Linked DNA regions of Homo sapiens: all the other regions are linked to region 3. A link is a loop called in an ENCODE intact Hi-C map of the cell type or tissue named here. Cell type or tissue: K562. All regions are shown on one strand. Each heading gives the region's core, and the rest is flanking DNA. Links, peaks and the distances in the headings are about the cores only.

Region 1 (5,930 bases), core at 821-4,820, 420 kb before region 3:
CGCCCCTCTGCACATCTGTGGCAGGTGGAGCCTCCTGCAGGCACTCTGTGTTTCCAGGAGGGTTTTCTGCCTTCAGCATCTTTGAAATGACCCGGGCAAGGCGAATGGGCCCTCCTGCCTTCTTTCTTTCTCTCTCCCATTCTGCCTAGGAGGATTGGGGTATGGGAGTGTGGGGGGAGGGAGATGGTGGGGGAGCATAGGGGGGCATAGATGAGGAGAAGATAGCCCAGGTAGGAGTTGCCCTCTTGGCTCTGCCCTCTTGGAGCTGCCCTCTTGGTGGGGCATAGATGAGGAGAAGATGGCCCAGGTAGGAGCTGCCCTCTTGGATCTGCCCTCTTGGAGCTGCACTCTTGGCAGGGCATAGATGAGAAGAAGATGGCTGAGGTAGGAGCTGCCTTCTTGGCTCTGTTCTGCCTGAAGAGCAGCTTCTGCTGACCTCTCCAGAAGGGGTGGTGTTTTCTGATCACCTTTCGGCTTCTCAAACCGGGTGGGCTTTGCACAGACGGTGCAGCAGGAAGGAAGGAAGAGTGGATGAGAGAAGGAGCACACAAGAGAACAGTGAAATTCCTAAACAGGTGAGAAGCCTCCTGTGAATTCCAGACCCAAAAGTTCCCTGGAGGAGCACTGAGAGGCGGGGAGCCCTGCTGGGCAGGGCCCATTTCAGTGCCTTCCAGGGCCCTGGTGTTCCCGCCTGTGGGTCCCTTGGAGGCCGGAGGGCCACAGCAACTGCCTGAGTGGCTGCCCCGTTGTGTGCACCTCCTCTCTCCTCCCTCCCTCCCTGGGTCTCCAGCCAGCCCGCTGGCTTGATGAATTAGCCCCATAGATATTCCGTTGGGAAAACAAACACACATCATATATATCTTTGACAAGTTATTATTCTCCCTTATCAGGATTCGGGTGCATTCCTCGCCTGCCATTACTCACGCTGCACACCCGCCCTACCTGGGACTGGGCACTGAGCTCACCAAGGTAGCACCTGGCCAGGCTGGCTGCGTGCCCTGCCCTGCATCTGGGTTGGGCCGTGAGTGTGTGTGTGTGTGCATGTGTGTGCATGCGTGTGTGCATGTGGTTCCAGGCTGGAGCCAGAACAGGAACCACCCTGGCCCTGCTTTGGCCCACTAGACTGACCAAATACTTCTCCAGGCAGGGACTGGTGTGGCTCAAGATGAAACTGATGGTGTTCTGGGCCTTTCGCTCTCTCACTGGAGCCAGGAGTGGAAGTTTTGTTCCAGGGATTGCTCTGGTTTGGGCCTCACCCATATCCACTTACTGGGCTCCCCCTTGCTGCTGGGCCCTCCCCCAGCCTCCTGGCAGGACAGATCCCCCTGCCACCACCCACCAATGCCTGTGCTTCTTGGAGCCCACAGTGGCTCCTCCAGGGCTGCCCCCTTGGCCTATGTGGTAGGAGGGTCAGGGGCTGATGAATGAGATGTAGGTGAGTATCAGTGCTCTCAGCCAGGCTGTTGGGCTGTGATTTGTCATCTCTCACCCAGCACATTCCCACTTCCCCAGAGGCAGGCTCCATATTAACAAGTCCTCTACTTAGGAATATAAATGGGGCAGTTGGAATTGCTCCTGAGAGCCGGAAGATGCGAATGCATTCAGGCCTTGGAGATGGGAGCCAGGAGGGGAGCAGGGGGAGGGCTTCATGCCGAGGTGCCCTCAGACCAGCTGGGAGGGCAGCACCCCATCAGCCTGATTCTGAGGTGGGGACCTCAGAGGAAGGGAGGTCCCTGCTGCCTGGTCTGGGGCTGGGCCGGGGGTGGCTGCTCCTCAGGGCTGATGGGCCTGTCCCCCTGCTCTTTCAGGCGGGACCTTCCACCAGAGAGACTTCAGCTGCTGTGCCCTGAGAGGCTGCTCCCGCAGCAGGAGTTTTCGTGCCGTCACAGCGACTGCTGATGGGTCATTTCTACCAGCCCTGTTAGCTCTCCCCTGTCTCCAGCTCAGGCTGTGCATTCCTGGGAACCTTCCCTTCCCTCCCTTGGGCCACCTGCCTGGACCCTCACGGTGCCTTGGATCAAACAGCAGTGCTGGGAGAAGAGAGGCAGCCTTGCTGGGCCGGCGTTGCTCTGGCCTCCAAGGCTGAGTCCTCAGGTGGACTTGCTGCAGCCAGTTGAGCAGGTTCTGGTGTCCTGGCCTGGGCGACACTCTGAGGGGGTGGGCACCAGAGATATTTATGGTGCAATCCCTGCCTTCAGAGGCTCCGGTTCACTGGGGGGACGGCTGGGGAGGGGAGAACCGATGGTCTTGAAAGGTGTGCTGGGCGCTGAGAGGTGACCTTGGTACTCCTGGCAGGAGATCAGGGAAGGGAGAGACTGTGGACTGAGCACCATGGTGTGGAGGGAGGGCTCAGTGAAGGCTTCCTGGAGAGGCAGAGTGCTGGGGCGTGCAGGATGGAGAGGAGTGGGGGAGAGCCTTGGAGGGAGGCCACAGGCCAAGTGTGGGGAAGTGTTCTGGACATTCATTCAGAGTTCTGGTTATTGTCCCAGGGCCAGAATCCTGCTTCTTGGGGTCAGCTTCCTCCTGACTTCTAATGCTCCCTTCAGCTGGGGGGATGGATGGGAGGCAGATGAGGTGAAAAGGATGAGATGGAGTCAGGTATGGTTTGGTCTTTTGGGGCCGCAGCTTTCAGTCCCCTCAATTCCAGTACCTGGATAAAGTCTCCAAGCCTAGGGGCCTGCTGCCATCTCAGTGGGTGTGTGTGCCCATTGGGCGTAGGTTCCCACTTCACCTGGGGCTCAGGCCCCGGGCACCTGGCTGGCCTGGGTGGGTGTGGAGGTGTCTGGTGCAGTTAGCTTCATGGCCACTAGAGGGGAGTCCAGGCCCGTGTTTCTCTCCTTCCAGCGACGGTGGGCCTAGGCAGGGAAGAGATCGGGGTGCGGGGTGCTGGTGCTGGTGTCCACGTTGGCGTTCTTTGTGCTGGGAATGAGGGTGCCTGTTCTGCTTCCTATTAATGCCTGAGCTCTTCAGTTCCAAGTTAGGGATGAAAAATCTCTGGAAATCTGGGAGCCCTGGAAAAAAGGCATTATTTAAACATTTAATATCTACAATACTTTTCTTCTTCTTTTAGATACAGGGTCTTGCTCTGTCATTCAGGCTGGAGTGCAGCAGCGCGATTATAGCACACTACAACCTGGAACTCCTGGGTTCAAGCCATCCTCCTGCCTCAGCCTCCCAAGTAGCTGGGACTACAGGCACGTGCAACCACACCCAGCTAATTTTGTTTACGTTTTTGCTGTTTTTTTTTTCCCTTGTAGAGATGGGGTTTTGCTATGTTACCCAGGCTGGTCTTGAACTCCTGGGCTCAAGCAATCCTCCCACCTTAGCCTCCCCATAGCACTGGGATTACAGGTGTGAGCCACTGTGCCTGGTGACAATTCTTATTTTAGTCCCTTTTACAAAAATAGGTTATGAATGTAGAGGACCCTGTGGTGGGTGGTCAAAGGCACAGCCTTTGGTGTAACGTAGACTGCCTGGGTGGGATTCCAGCTTCACTGCCTAGTGGCTGGGTAACCTTGGGCAGGTCAAATAACATCTCTAAGGCTTGGTTGCTCCCACTGTAAAATGTGGGTTATGATGCCTAGGCATAACCACATAGGCATAGGCATAAAACACAAGGGTCATTTAGCACATGCCTGCCATATAGTAAGGATTCCAGTGTAGCTTTTTAGTTTTCCTGATAAGCAATCACATTTGATTAAGATGTGATATGGTTTGGCTGAGTCCCCACCTAAATCTCATCTTGAATTGTAGTTCCCATAATCCCCACGTGTCGTGGGAGGGACCAGGTGGAGATAATTGAATCATGGGGCCTGTTTCCCTCCTCCTGTTCTCGTGGTAGTGAATTAGTTCTCACGAGATCGGATGGTTTTATAAGGGGCTTTCCCCGCTTCTCTGGGCCCTCATTCTTCTCCTTCCTGCCACCGTGTGAGGGGAGATGTGTTTGCTTTCCCTTCTGCCATGACTGTAAGTTTCCTCCCAGCCCTGTGGAACTGTGAGTCGATTCAACCTCTTTTCTTTATAAATTACGCAGTCTTGGGCAGTTCCTTTTTTCTTTTTTTGAGATGGGGCCTGGTTCTGTTGTCCAGGCTGGAGTGCAGTGGTAAAATCTCAGCTCACTGCAACCTCTGCTTCCCGTGTTCAAGCGATTCTTATGCCTCAGCCTCCCAAGTAGCTGGGATTACAGGCATGCACCATCACGCCTAATTTTTAGTAGAGATGGGGTTTCACATGTGGCCAGGCCGGTCTGGAACTCCTGACCTCAAGTGATCCGCCAGCCTCAGCCTCCCAAAGTGCTGGGATTACAGGCGTGAGCCACCATGCTTGGGCAGTTCTTTATAGCAGCATGAGAACAAGCTAATACAAGATGAAAGAGTAAAGGCCCAAATTTAAAGAAAAACACTATTTTCTCTTCCATTAGCATTTTAAAGATACTTCCCCCACCCACCAGCCCCGGCCATGAAGAAATTAGAAAAACTTGCTTCAACCCTGATATTTTCTAGGCCTTAATACAAAAATGAATGACTGCCAATTTGCACCTTCATTTATGTCTCATATTTCCTGAGGTGTGATTGCCTGCTGGGCACCCCAGGCCCCTCTGCAACTGAGTGGGGACACTCAGGCTGCTAGGATGCTGGCACCAGGGAGTCCTCTAGCTCCGGCTGTCCTCCCCAGCTACACATTAGTATCATCTGGGCGCTGTAGAAAAGACCAGTGCCTGAGCCCCACCCCCAGAGGTGCTTATTCACTTGGTCTGGGGTGGGGCCCAGGTGCTGGACTGATTCGAAGCTCTCTGGGTGATTCACGGAGCATCCAGGGTTCAGGACCTTTGCCTGGAAGTTTTCCTCTGGTGGAGGGAGATGTCCCAGTGTCTTCTCACTGTGGGCTCACAGAATTCTGTACACATTCAGGAGGAGACATTTGGCTTGGTGTAGGCAAGCCCATTGGGTCATTCATAAGGGGGCCTTGGTTCTGGTCCTGGCTTAGTTGTTGACTCTGGAGAGCCTCTTGGTAAGCACCCTGCCCCCTGGGCCTCAGTGTCCTCATCTGTCAAAGGGGATGAATGGCACCTGTTGCGCCTAAGGGTCATGTGGCCTGGGGATCAGATGCAGCAATGTGTATGCTTCCGAAGGTTGTGAAGCTGAGATACCCACAGGCGGTTTCTCTCACCTGCCCTTTCAGAGAGTGGGGATGAGTTCGTTTGCAAGGCTGCTATAACAGACCCCTCCGCACGGGGTGGCTTAAACAACAGAAATGCACGGCCTCATCGTTCTGGAGGCTAGAATCCAAGATTTCGGAATCAAGGCAGAGTTAGTGTCTTCTCTGGGTAGTGAGGGGAGGATCGGGTCCAGGCGCCTCTGCTTGGCTGTGGATGGCTGTCTTCTTCCCCAGGCCTCTCTGCTTGGCTGTGGATGGCTGTCTTCTTCCCCAGGCCCCTCTGCTTGGCTGTGGATGGCTGTCTTCTTCCCCAGGCCTCTCTGCTTGGCTGTGGATGGCTGTCTTCTTCCCCAGGCCTCTCTGCTTGGCTGTGGATGGCTGTCTTCTTCCCCAGGCCCCTCTGCTTGGCTGTGGATGCTCTTCCCTTGGGGCATATCTCTGTGTCCACATTTCCCCTTTCTATAAGGACGCCAGTCATGTTGGATTAGGGCTCACCCTAACAACCTTTTTAACTCATGACCTGAGTTTTAATAACCGGATTTTTGTTTTGTTTTGTTCTTAAGACAGCATCTTGCTGTCACTCTGGCTGGAATGCAGTGGTGCAGTCACGACTCACTACAGCCCCCACTTCCCACCTCGGCCTCCCAAGTAGCTGGGACTACAGACTACAGGCATGTGCCACCATACTTGGCTAATTTTTTTTTTTTTTTTGTAAAGATGGGGTTTTGCCTTCTTGCTCAGACTGATCTTGAACTCCTGGGCTTAAGTAATCC
Region 2 (5,930 bases), core at 821-4,820, 59 kb after region 3:
CTTATATTGTGGCCCTTGAAGGCACAGGAAGGGGTTTGGCAAAGGTCTAACTCCTCAATAGGTCAAGCATTGGGACTTAGAGATTTTCTTGTTCTTCTTCCTCATTTTATAGGTGAAGGAATTGGGTTAACAGAGAGGCTAAGTGTCTTGCCAGGGTCACCCAGCTACCAAAGCACTCAGAGGCTCTGGAATAGGGCTGGAGTAGGGACTGAGGTAGTGGGAAAGGGGGAAAATGGAGAGGAGCTGGCATAGAGGCACCTGCACCTCAGCAGCTCTGAAATGCTTCAGTTAGCAGAGCTCAGCAGTGCCGATGCAGGAGAAGAGTACCATGCGGGCCCTTTGTGTGCCCACTACCTTTGTGTGATCTGGGAGATGTTCCCAGCCCTTTCACTACCTTACTCTCTCTAAGCCTCGGTTTTCCCCATTGTGGAATGAGCAGCAAGGACAGGATGATCTCCAAGATGCCTCTTAGCTTCCACGTCCTATGTCTGCGTAATTCCCCAGAGGCTGCAGGTTTGTGGAACTCTGAGGACTGAATTTGGCCTCAATCCATGTTTCTCCTTCATTTCTAAAACCACACGCACTTGCTGGAACACTAACTCCATCTGGTCTTGATTCGCTTCTTCCTGATTTCACTCTCTGCTGGAAAGTGCTGCATCCTGCCTGAGGCACCTTAGGGAGCTGCTCTCACAAACTCCCTGGTTTTTCTCCCCTGAGGCTTAGCAAGTCAAGCATTGCCAAGAGCTCCCTTCCTTCTGCCCCAGCAGAGAGGAGCAACCACCGTCTGGGTGAGCAGGCTTTTGCCTTCTTCCCTGGGGGCGGCTGGCAAGCTGGAATCACCAGCTTACCTCCCACAGGCACCTGGAGGCTGTCTGTGCCCTTCTTGGCAGGCTGCCCTCTCTCCAGGAAGTCCAGCTTTTCAAAACTTTGATCCCTTGTTACAGTTGCATCTCCAGTATGCCCACCCTTGTCCCAAGCTCTTACCCAATACTGTCCTCTTACCCTTCTCTACTCATTCTCTCATTTAGGCAGGAGGCAGTATAGTGATTAAGAACCTGAACTTGAATTCAGCTCTCCTGTTTATGGTCTGTGCAGTTGTCTCTGGGGTGATTTTCCTATCTGTCAATTGGGCATAATAATTCTTACCTAAGGGGCTGTTGTGAAGTACAGTCCTTGGAAGGGCCAGTCACGGTGGCTCATGCCTGTAATCCCAGCACTTTGGGAGGCCGAGGTGGGAGGATCACTTGAGGCCAGGAGTCCTAGGTCAGCCTGGGCAGCATAGCAAGACCCCATCTGTTGAGGTTTTTTTTTTTTGAAGTACAGTACTTGGTACACAATAATAAATAATGTGTCTTAGTCTTTGATCTAATGAACATTTGTGAAACATATTGTGTTAGAGTCTTCATTAACGTCCCTAGGTTTCCTCCAGATTTTATTAATAGCCCTTCACTTTCTTCTTAATACCTAAATAAAATAATCTGAGCTTCCATCCCACACACCTCTGGGGAGTCCCTCTCCCCCATAGTTTTGAGGGTTCTCTGGGTGGCCTTGTGTTCTGCTGATGCCTTGTGGTTCTGAATTCCTGCCCCTGCCTCAGTTCTGGAGCCCTCTCCTCAGGTCTTGTTTTCTGCTTGATTTGCTGCCTGCCCAGATTTGCCCAGTATGTGATCAAAAACCTTCTGACTTCCCAAGGCACCATTAGTGTAAGTTGTGTATGAGTGACAATTTTTATAGGGCTTTTGAGAACAGAAGGGTATTAAATGTCTGAGAAGAGAAAGAAATTAAAATTGAGTATTTGAAATGGTTTGGCTGTGTCCCCACCCAAACTCATATTGAATTCCCATGTGTTGTGGGAGGGACTTGGTGGGACATAATTGAATCATTGGGGCAGGTCTTTCCCGTGCTGTTCTCCTGATAGTGAGTAAGTCTCATGAGATCTGATGGTTTTATAAAGAGGAGTGCCCCTGCACAAGCTTTCTCTCTTTGCCTGCTGCCATCCATGTAAGATGTGACTTGCTCCTCCTTGCCTTCTGCCATGATTGTGAGGCTTCCCCAGCCATGTGGAACTGTAAGTCCATTAAACCTCTTTCTTTTGTAAATCGCCCAGTCTTGAATATGTCTTTATCAGCCCATGAGAAGAGACTAATACAGTATTATATACCATTGTTTATAAAGGCATGGAGTTTGCTGGGTAAAAAGAAGGGAATTTGGGCAAGGTGAGGAATTCCAAGCAGAGGGAATGTGTTGTGCAAGGATCCTCTGTAGCCCACAGGGACAGCTGGCTAACAGTTCATCAAATCCATGGCCTCCTCTTCCTCCCGGGTTCTCAGCTGTCCCTATGGAGTTAGCTGTGGCAACTGGCTGAGGTCTAGTCATTTGCATGTGAGTGGAAGGGATGTGTGCCCCTCCTAGGCCTGGCCCATGAAAACCTTTGGGCACACTCTTTCTTGCAAAAGATTAAGACTGGGATGGTGACCTTTGGCTGACTAGGATGGTGGTCCCCAGGGAGCCCTTGTGGGATGTATGCTGGAGACAGCAGAGCTGTTGTTAGCCTAACTCTGGAAGAAATGAAGAGGACAGCTGCTCTTATCAATCAGGAGCATTCATTGTGTTCTGTTCCATGAGTGAGGGATAAAGTTCTTAAATTTGAGCCATAATACATTTTGGGGTCTTTTTGTTTTTGCAGTTAGCATTACCCTAACATATACATCCAAACCTTTTTCTCCTTTAAACTCATCACTCTTGCAATTCCTTGTGTAGTATCAACCTTTCTTGGTAGGCTGTAAGCTACACAAGGGCAGGGATCATGGCTTTCTGTCGTCCATCTCCCAAGCCTGGTGCACTGTTAAGTGCTCCATGATTTCTCTGGTTGAATGAAACCGAATAGACGCTTCTGGGAACACTGCACAGCGCCGTCTGGTGAGCGTGGAGAGCAGTGTTGCCTTGTTTCAAAGCTTTGTTGTTCTTTGCAGAGTGCTTCTGTTCTAAACTTGCCTGATTCTGACTTCTGAATGTAACATATGCCCTTAGTCCAGGCTGCTTACATGCCTGGAGCCTAAAGCTTTGCCTTGGCCACTGATTTCCTATGATGTTGGGCAGTGCATGAGCTTGCTGCCTCCTGTTCTTTCCTGAGCTCCCCGGTTCCAGGCAACTGTCTTATAACAGTAACACTGTGAGATGCTGGCGTTTGAACCCTGGCTTCACCACGTATTAGTCATGCAACCCTCAGGAATTTAGGTAACCTCTCTTGTGCCTCAGTTTCCTCATTTGAATAATCGGGATACTAATAGTATCTATATCATAGGATTATTGTGAGGACAGAATGAGGTAATACATGTAAAACACCTCGCATGTTGCTTGGCATATAGCAAGTGCTCAATAAGTGCTGTTATTGTTAGGATTATTCTTGCATTTTTCAGTTTATAAAGCAGTTTCATGAATTTCAATGAATAGCCCTCCTATGACCCTTGGAGAAATACATTATAAGTAAAATGACCATTCAACGCTCAGATGCAAATATTGTTATTGATAAGTTTGAGGCATCATGCTAATCTTTCACATGCTAAAACAGGAGGAGAAACTGAGGCCCAGAGAGGTTATGAGAGCTGCTAGTGAGTGGTCGAGTGGGACGCAAACCCAGGTCCTGGGTACGAAATCCCAGGGACTTGTTAGAGTAGGGTAACTTCCATGCCTGCTTGGAATTCTCCTGCTCAAGATGTCAGTGCCAAAGGCATTGTGGAGAAGGATCTTTAGGCCCTAGGCAGAGACTGCTCAATGCATGTGTGCATGCCACACACACACACACACACACACAATCACACTTACACACGCACTTCGGCACCTCTGACCTCTCTGAGTTTGGTGGACAGGTAGTCTCAGTGATATTTCTGTCCCTGGCCAGTGTCCAGCTTTGTGTCATTGCTCTGCCCACCTGCAGGTCTTCAGCATAGTCCCCATATTGTTACTTCAAAATGGGTTTCTGCCCTTATACCCACATCCTTAGAGCACCTTCTATTGATTTTTCATTGGCCTGCCTTCCCCAGTTGTAGCCCAAGTTGTGAATTTTCCTGACTGTTCTTCCCCCATGGGTCCCAGTCCCTCTCATCTACTCCACTAAGTCACAGTTAGCTACGCTGACACATGGGTTCCTGCAATTTGCTAGGAGGTGCTAAGGGGGCAGTAGGGAGTCATCCTACTAGACAACATCCTGGCTGGTAGGCCAGGTGAGTCTTTCAGGCATGGCTCTGGGAGGGAAACTAGGAGAGATGGGCCTTAGCAGAGAAACCTTTCAAAGAGCTTGCCTCAGCCCATGCAGCTGCAAGACTGGCCTGGCCTCCACTACCACACACCCGTTAATCACATCCTACCTCTCCTTCTGGGGTGCCAGAAAACAGACATCTCCTGGCTGAGGACTCCTATTCTGTAACAGCCTCTACCTTTGCTCTTTCCAGACTCCTGCCAGCTCCCTGGCCCAGACTGTGGGGCTGGCTCATGGTCTCCTTGCAAAGATTTCTGGGGAGGGTGCTGCTCTAGCAGCAAAGAGCTGCCGTGGCTAATCCATTTGCTCTGTGCACTTGCAAGATACATAATTAAGAGTTCTGCTGAGGGGGGAAATAAAGCACACCATTAGATTTGTTTAGCATATTACGCCAGGTCTAGTGCCCGCCTGGGCTCCCATGCCACACAAGACATTAAGGTAAGACTCCAGAAACAGCCCTAAGGTTGCCTGATGGAATCTGCTCTGTGTTAATTCCGAGTAAATATTTGCTATTCAGGTTTTTATATGCTTTACCACCAGTGGGGATTTTGAAAGGTGGGCTCCCCCACCAAACACTATTCATTTAATTATCAGACCACTTAAACATAGAGTTCCTAAGGCTCTCCCCATTTGCCCCTGTGTCTGCCTTGCATTTTGTTTCCTTCTTTTTTTTTCCTCTGGATCTTGCCTTATTCTTTCTGCCAGCTTCTCCTTTCTCTTGCCCTCTTCCATATCCTCAGTGTCCAGAGCTGGGAGCTCAGCCTCTCTCTGGTGGCATGGAATGAGCAAGGAAAGGGCACTCACAATCCTGCATTAAGGAAGGGCCAGAGCTTTGATGTCTTCCTCTGAATTCTTTGCAAGGTGGGATCAGGCATGGTGCTGTGGCTGAGGTCCCAGAGAGGAGAGGGTCTGGAAGGCTCAACACAGGGCTGGAAGAGTTTGGAACTAAAGAGGAAAGAGCGAGTAGAAGAAAGTTGGGGTCCAATGGGAAAGGGCAAGAGAAGTTTCTGAGGGTCTTTCTAGAAGCCAGCTGGTATGGAAACTCACTTTCAGGGACAGTAAGGTTTAATGCATAATGACCAGAGGAGTGGTGGACACCCTTATAGCACCCTGTGAAAGGTGCTATTCATGGCTGCCCAAGAGTCAGAACAAGAGAGCTTGCCCTGCACACCCGCACCAGAATTAGAAAAGAAAATATAAGGAAAAAAACCAAAAGAGAGGTTGCTCTTATATCTGCCACAGCATGGCAAGGAATCCTGAGAAGGAGGGAGAGAATATGGCAGAGCTTAACCTGGCACCATCTTGGGAGGCAGTGGTGACGCTCACACTTGGTCTCTGAGCCTCTCAAAAGCAGAATGACCTCAGAGGTCATGTTGGCCAATCTTGAGCATCAGTCCTCTCTATCCATAATAATGATGTTTCTTCCCTAATAATATGGGGCATACAACCCCATGGTTTAGAATCCATTGTAGGGCAGTGCGGAAGGTTAGAAAGCTCTTCTTCACACGGAGACAGCATCTGCCTGAAACTCCTGTGCTCTACGGGCCCCAGGTCTCACCTTGGAGTATCCAGAGAGTTTGTCCAATCCCTCCACCTGTGATTTCTCACACATTTGAGCTCAATCATCAAAGGACTTCTAAGTTTTTTTTCCTGGCCTCAACAAACCCCACTT
Region 3 (5,930 bases), core at 945-4,944:
CCCCTGCCAAGGCTGTTTTTCCAGTATCACAGACTAGGACTGAATTCTGAGTTTGTCTTGTCCATTTCTTCATCTCACTCAGGAATCTGCTGAGCCATCCAAGCAGATGAGAATCTTCTCTTTTGAGGCTCCCCAGGAGGCAAGCTACACCCTTTCCTTCAAATATCTTTTCCAATTCCCTATTTTCATTACCGCTAGAGGAAGACGACGAAGTCCAGGTTCTGGCACCACATTTTATTAGGCAGGCAACAGCAGAACATCAGGAATTTGTAGTCAGAAAAGCAATATGGTTAGATGTGAGTTTTATAGACAGTTCTGATGGGGGAGGGTGGGGACTGTGCAGGTGTGGGTGAGGCGCGACTGGGTGAGGCGCGACTGTTGTCAGGCCAGGGCCAAAGGCACTGGGGTGAGGGGATGGTATGTGGACAACATGACGCCCTGTGAAGACACACCTGGAAGGTCATAGGACTGAGGGGCAGGGATCAGCCTTCAGATGCTTAGAGACTATCCTGATCCTTTGTGTCTCCATGAAAAAGCATCTCTGTTCCCTTTGCTTGGCTCCAAAAGTAACCAGCATCTTTCTTCATTCTTGGGCACACATCTGACTCCTCGTCTTCCAAGCTGTGCTCATGCCAGGATCAGATTTACCATTAGATTATGACTTCCACTGATATGTTGAGATGTGGAGTAGAAAATGCTGGAGTCCACCCTGTGGATTTCTGGGGTCCCTGCCTCTCCAGCCCCGGCACAACTTCTGCCTGGCTTCAAGGGTCCTGAGGAGGGCTGGCTAGCTGACTCAGACCTGGGGACCCCCACTTCAGAACCCCCCACCCCTCCAGTTGGGTATCTTCAAAGGAATCTTTGGTGTCACAGACCAAGTCAGCAGGGGCTGGGAGGGAGCCTGGAGCTTTATTAACTAATCTCTGGTACTTGAGTAATTTATTATGTTTAAGCTGGTGCCATCAAGTCTCTCAGCAGTGCCCGCGTGCACTGGGAAATAAATTAAAGGCTGTCCAGAGATACTTGGATCATCTGTGTGATTGCTGGGCTGGTGAGATGGAGGTTTAAGGCTCTCTCTTCTTGCAAATTGGAAATTAGGAATTAACAAGACAGCAGGCCAAAGAGCTTCGGTGGTGGTGGTGACTTGGCTGCAGGGCCAGGGCTGGGGGAGGGAAGGCTGCCACCAGGGAGGGCGGAATAGCAGATCCCAGCCAGAGTTTCCAGGGCATGGGTGGGCTAGATGAGGGGGCTCTTCCTGGGCCTGAGCAGCAGGTGGCAGGGATTTTTCCACCTCTTGAAAAAGGTTAAATGGGTAATGGAAAGAGCCCTAGCCTGGAAGCCTGAAGACTTGTTCTGGCCCCAGCCCTGCCACAGCCCCTGTGTGACATTGAACAGTCTCTTCCTGTCTCTGGGCTTCAGTTTCCTCATCTGCAACAGGAGGAGGTGGGATTCAGGGCCCACTTATCCATGAGCACAGCAGGCATGCAAAAATGTTTTAATTTCTTTTAAAGTCAGAAGAGAAAGAATACGCTTTTTGGTTGAGGAAAATATTTTTAATATATAATATTAATACATTCATCTTGATACCAAAGCAGTCATTATATACATATATTTATATAAATGTATAAATTATATAAATATATAAATATATATATATATATATATATATATATATAGAGAGAGAGAGAGAGAGAGAGAGAGAGAGAGAGAGAGAGATAAGAGTTCTGCTCTGTTTTCCAGGCTGGAGTGCAGTGGCATGATCTCGGCTCACTGCAATCTCTGCCTCCCAGGCTCAAGCCATCCTCCCACCTCTGCCTCCCAAAGTGCTGGGGTGCTGGGATTGCAGGCGTGAGCCACCTTGCTTGGCCATAAAATAGGATTTAAATATGAATTTGTGTGCGTGGAGGAAGAGGCCCATGAAGACGAAGGTGCTAAGGGTCCCACGGAACTCATGATGCAGCCTCTGTTAAATGAGAAGATCCCAAAGGCCCTTCCTGCCCCAGTACACTTGCCTGTCCCATCCATTTGCCGACTTCGGCTTATCCGGGCTCTGGTGAGCTCCGGGCGCAGGGACTCATCTTCCTGTCAGTCCGCCCTACTCCTGCGGTAGGAGCGGTGTGCACAGCCCCACTGTGGCCGGTGGTGGGGCCAGGAGTGGAATGCAGGCTTTAGGCCTCTCCATGGCCCCAAGCTGCTGCTTCCTGATAGATGCCCAGGGAAGGGGCGTGTGAGCCCCTTGGGAGACCGAATCTCTTCTTTCCCAAATCCCTCGGATCAGGCCCTCCCCGGGGGTCTTCTGCCTCAGCCCTTGAACTCGACCCACCCCTACCTTCTGCTTTTCTGCCCTCACAAACTCAGCAGTGCCTAGAAGGGCCCTGGGCAGGGCTCCGCGCCTTCAGGGTCTGCTCTGCGGGAGCCAGCGGGCACCCGGGTGTGGGGCCCTCGGCGCGGGACAGCATGGCCCTCAAGAGCCCCAGCCTGTAGTTGGGTGGCCTCACCACCAGGTGGCAGGCTTGCTCTACACTGATGCATTGGCAGGAGCACTTACCTGGCAGTGGCCGCAGGGGTCGGAGGATGCCAAATCGGCCCGCGGCTGGGGGATTATTGAGGCCAGCGCCTGCGGCTTCAGAAGCAGGGCGGAGGTCTCTCCCACTCGGCGTGGGGCTCCTGCTGGGATTCTGTCTCCAAGGGCACCTTGATTTCCTAGAAGTGCCTCCAGGCCGCTGTCGGTGTGGGCCAGAGTGCGCCCCCTGGAGGAGGGAGGGCTGAGTTGCCTCCTCGGGGTTTGGTGTGTGCGCGGTTGGCTGGACTGGGTGGAGGGCTGGGGACACCGAGAGGGGCCTGATGATATCTTTGGAGGCATCCCAAGGACCCTGGTTCTGCACAGAAAGGTGACTCCCACCCAGCTGGCCCTGGTTTTAGGCATGGTGAACGCTTGATTGTGGTGTCGGCTCCACACCCACCACCTAGACTATCCCTGCTGTGGGCAGGGCCGCTTGGGAGGCCCACTGGCGGCAGGGCAGCCTGAGCGTCATCCTCTCGCACCCCTGACGAGCACGGCTGCGGCACTGTCCCTCCAGCACCCTGGGCTGTCCCCGAGGGGCCCCAGGAGCCAGGGCTCAGGCCACAGTCGAGCCCAGGGCCCTGTCTTCCCCAGGAGCAGAACAGGAAAAGACCCAGGCCCTGGTCAATAGAGTGCCAAGGAGAAGAGATGAGAGTGAGGGGTGAAAGACAGACATGGTGGCAAGTGAAAGTGAGGCTGGCCACGTCCCGCGGGGCTCCCTGGGAGCAAGTGTGAAGGCCTCAGGTCCTGGGGAAGAAAGTGGGAGGTCCCTGCCTCTGCTGGGCGCTTCTTTGTCTCAGGCAGCAGGAGCTCTCCCCAGGCCTGGAGTCCTCTTGGGGTTCCTGAGTGACATCTGGAATGCCCTGTCCTGTCACTAGCCAGCCAGGGCCTGAGTCAGAACTGGTGACTCACATGCTTCTTTCTGTGATGTCTTCGTGCCCTTTGTGAAAGTCAAAAGCCCCAGAAGTCAGCCCTGGGCCCTTCTCCCTGTCTCCCTCACCTGCCTGTGTGCCCTCCTTGGTGCACTGGTTCCCAGCCTGCCCCCTGTCCTCCCCACTCTGTCTTGGTTGAGAGATCTGCTCTCTGCTCTTGTTCCAGAAATACTGATGACTTTTTTGTGCAGTGCGCTCTGTCCCACCCATTCCAATGGCATCCGATTTCGAGAACTCAACTTTGAGGCTCCATGTCAGCACTCACTCAGACCCTTCCTCCCAGGCTTCTGTGTGTTCTTGGGTCAGGAGGATCAAGCCAGGCCTGGATGCGGAGTCAGGTTAGGGTACAAAGGCTCAGATGGTCCCCAGGGTCTCTCACCCTTGCAGATCCACCAGGACAGGTCTGGACCAGAGACTGGGAGAGACAGAGAAGAGGGAAAACAGAGAGCGCCATGCTGGGGAGGGGAGTGGTCTGGGAACAGACAGAGAAAAAGATAGTAGACGGATGCAGAGGAAGAGAGGAAGACAGAGAAGAAGAGTGTGTGTGTGGGAGACAGAGAGAGGGAGGGAGGGAGAGAGAGAGAGAAAAGAGACAGAAAGAGAAAGGAAGAAGACACAGAATAGAATAACCAAAAAAATCAGAGTGGGGGAAGGATGGAAATTAAATACATTACAAACTGAGGAAGGAGGAAAACGAAAGGAAAATAACAGAAAATACCCAAAAGACAGAAAGGATGAATGTAGAGGCAGGCACACACAAACATGGGTGTGAACAGCTGTGTGCATGCGAACACACACACACACACACACCCCTGCTCTGGTCACCGTCCTGGTCCTGTGCTGATCTTGCCTTAGCGTCTCTCTCCCTCTGACCTGCCTTAGGTTCCTAAGAAGGGCGTGGCCTCCTGGTGTTGCCTGTTCCCTGGCCCACCCCCTGCCCACCCCCAGAGATTTCACTTAGGCTGGGATGCACAGAGGAGGCCAAAATCTTTATGCCTCACACTTGTCACCCAAAATTGGATCTAACCGCCTCTCTCCCTTCCTTTCTCCCTCCTAGTTTCCTTAGTAACTGACAGTTCCCCAGTGAATGCCAGGCCCTGGGTGACAGACCGCTGTCACCATCACAGAAGCACTTTCTCTCTCTCTCTCTCTCTCTCTTTCTCTCTCTCAACTGTCCCCCTCAAAACCACATAGACTCACAGACTTGGGCGGGGGTGTGGGGATGCCTGGGTAGGCTCAGGGGTAATTAAAACATGTACCATTTATTCCGTAACAGGCAGCAGAACTTTAATTACTCACTCTGAAGGTGAGGGTGTGAGCAAGGAGGTGGCTACGGGGGGGTTGGGGAGGGGGCTCAGAACGTGTCTGCTTTTCTTCTTTCCTTTTCCATTTGCCCAACTTGGATTGGAGAGGTGGGAGGTGGGTCTGGGAAAGTGAGGGGGTGCTGAGTGCGTGTGGGGGAGAAGCAGAGGGTGAAACCTGATTGTGTTCATTAAGGCAACACAAAACTGGGAGCGGTAATAATAATTAATTATAAAAGCAATTTGCTTTTGAAAATTTGATTTGACAGCTTACTAGTGGCTGCACTGATCTAGCAGCTCTGGCTTAAAAATAGTCAGAACAAAAACCAAGTAGAAGAACCATCAGCTAATTTTAATTAGAAGCCAGGATTGGTAAACAAAATTCCGCACCACCCTTTCATTGTGGCTGACTTCGATTTAAGGAGATGTCGGGATTGATTTGGGGAAAGGCAGGGGAAAGGAAGGTGCCTTTTGGAGAGGGCATGGAGACTAGGGGGTCTGAGCAAAGGCAGTGACCCTGAGGGCTGGTCCCCCTCCTCGCCACCCATTTTGGGGATGTCGGCTCTAAGGGGTTTCCATGGCTCCTCCCTGTGTGACCTTGGTAGAAATGGCTCTGCCTCTCTGGCTTGCTGCAGTGGTGCTTTCTGTGTGTGTGTGTGTGTGTGAGTGTGTTCATGCACACAGATGTGTTGGAGAGGGGACATCACATTGACAGCATCCACTGATCCAGGAGAAATTCAACCAAGAAGGGCAAAGAAAGCCCGTGTAGAGGGTTGGCCACAGGCTCTGCCCTGCCAGGGCTCTAGAATGCTTAAAGGTCTTAGGAAGCTGACACATCTCTGGAAGTTTCAATGAAGACTGAAGGAGGGCTGGCTTCTGGCAGGGAGAGGCTGCTGTCTCTTGTGGCCCGAAGGTGTCTGGACACCATGCTGACCCCTGCCTCCAAGCCCCATCTTGACATCTTCAGTGCCCTTCCTCGTCTCCCCAGCAGCACATGCATCCTGCATCCACAGCTCATGCCTCCATCAAAGCACTGCCCTCCCGGCTCTGTCACTGTCAGGGTCAGTTACTCCTCTTCCCTGTGGCTTGGAGAGCCCTCTCTACTTCCTACCTTGGGCAGGGATTTGATTCATT

What was found. A loop is a pair of places that touch in the nucleus more often than their neighbours do. Peaks named below come from ENCODE experiments on the same cell type or tissue, not always from the same donor. Only the 100,000 strongest peaks of a DNase experiment are listed, where the experiment ranks them.
Region 1: a loop joins it to region 3, with 6 times the contacts of the local background. A loop is called at or near these places in 6 of 110 quality-filtered maps.
Region 2: a loop joins it to region 3, with 12 times the contacts of the local background. A loop is called at or near these places in 10 of 110 quality-filtered maps.

The regions. Positions count from the first base shown.
Region 1 is chr11:116,688,756-116,694,685 of GRCh38, reverse strand. No RefSeq gene overlaps it. Among named protein-coding and RNA genes, the nearest start is that of LINC02702, 52 kb to the right of the region's middle. In K562, for the core only: a CTCF peak has its summit at 2,812 (motif pointing right); a DNase peak (open chromatin) is centred at 2,815; H3K27me3 peaks cover 589 bases.
Region 2 is chr11:116,214,191-116,220,120 of GRCh38, reverse strand. No RefSeq gene overlaps it. Among named protein-coding and RNA genes, the nearest start is that of LINC02151, 280 kb to the left of the region's middle. RefSeq lists an enhancer at 2,755-3,049 and a silencer at 2,755-3,049. In K562, for the core only: CTCF peaks have their summits at 2,921 (motif pointing left) and 4,168; no DNase peak of the experiment used is centred there.
Region 3 is chr11:116,273,345-116,279,274 of GRCh38, reverse strand. No RefSeq gene overlaps it. Among named protein-coding and RNA genes, the nearest start is that of LINC02151, 220 kb to the left of the region's middle. RefSeq lists an enhancer at 2,710-3,660. In K562, for the core only: no CTCF peak of the experiment used is centred there; DNase peaks (open chromatin) are centred at 2,494 and 2,774; H3K4me3 peaks cover 445 bases.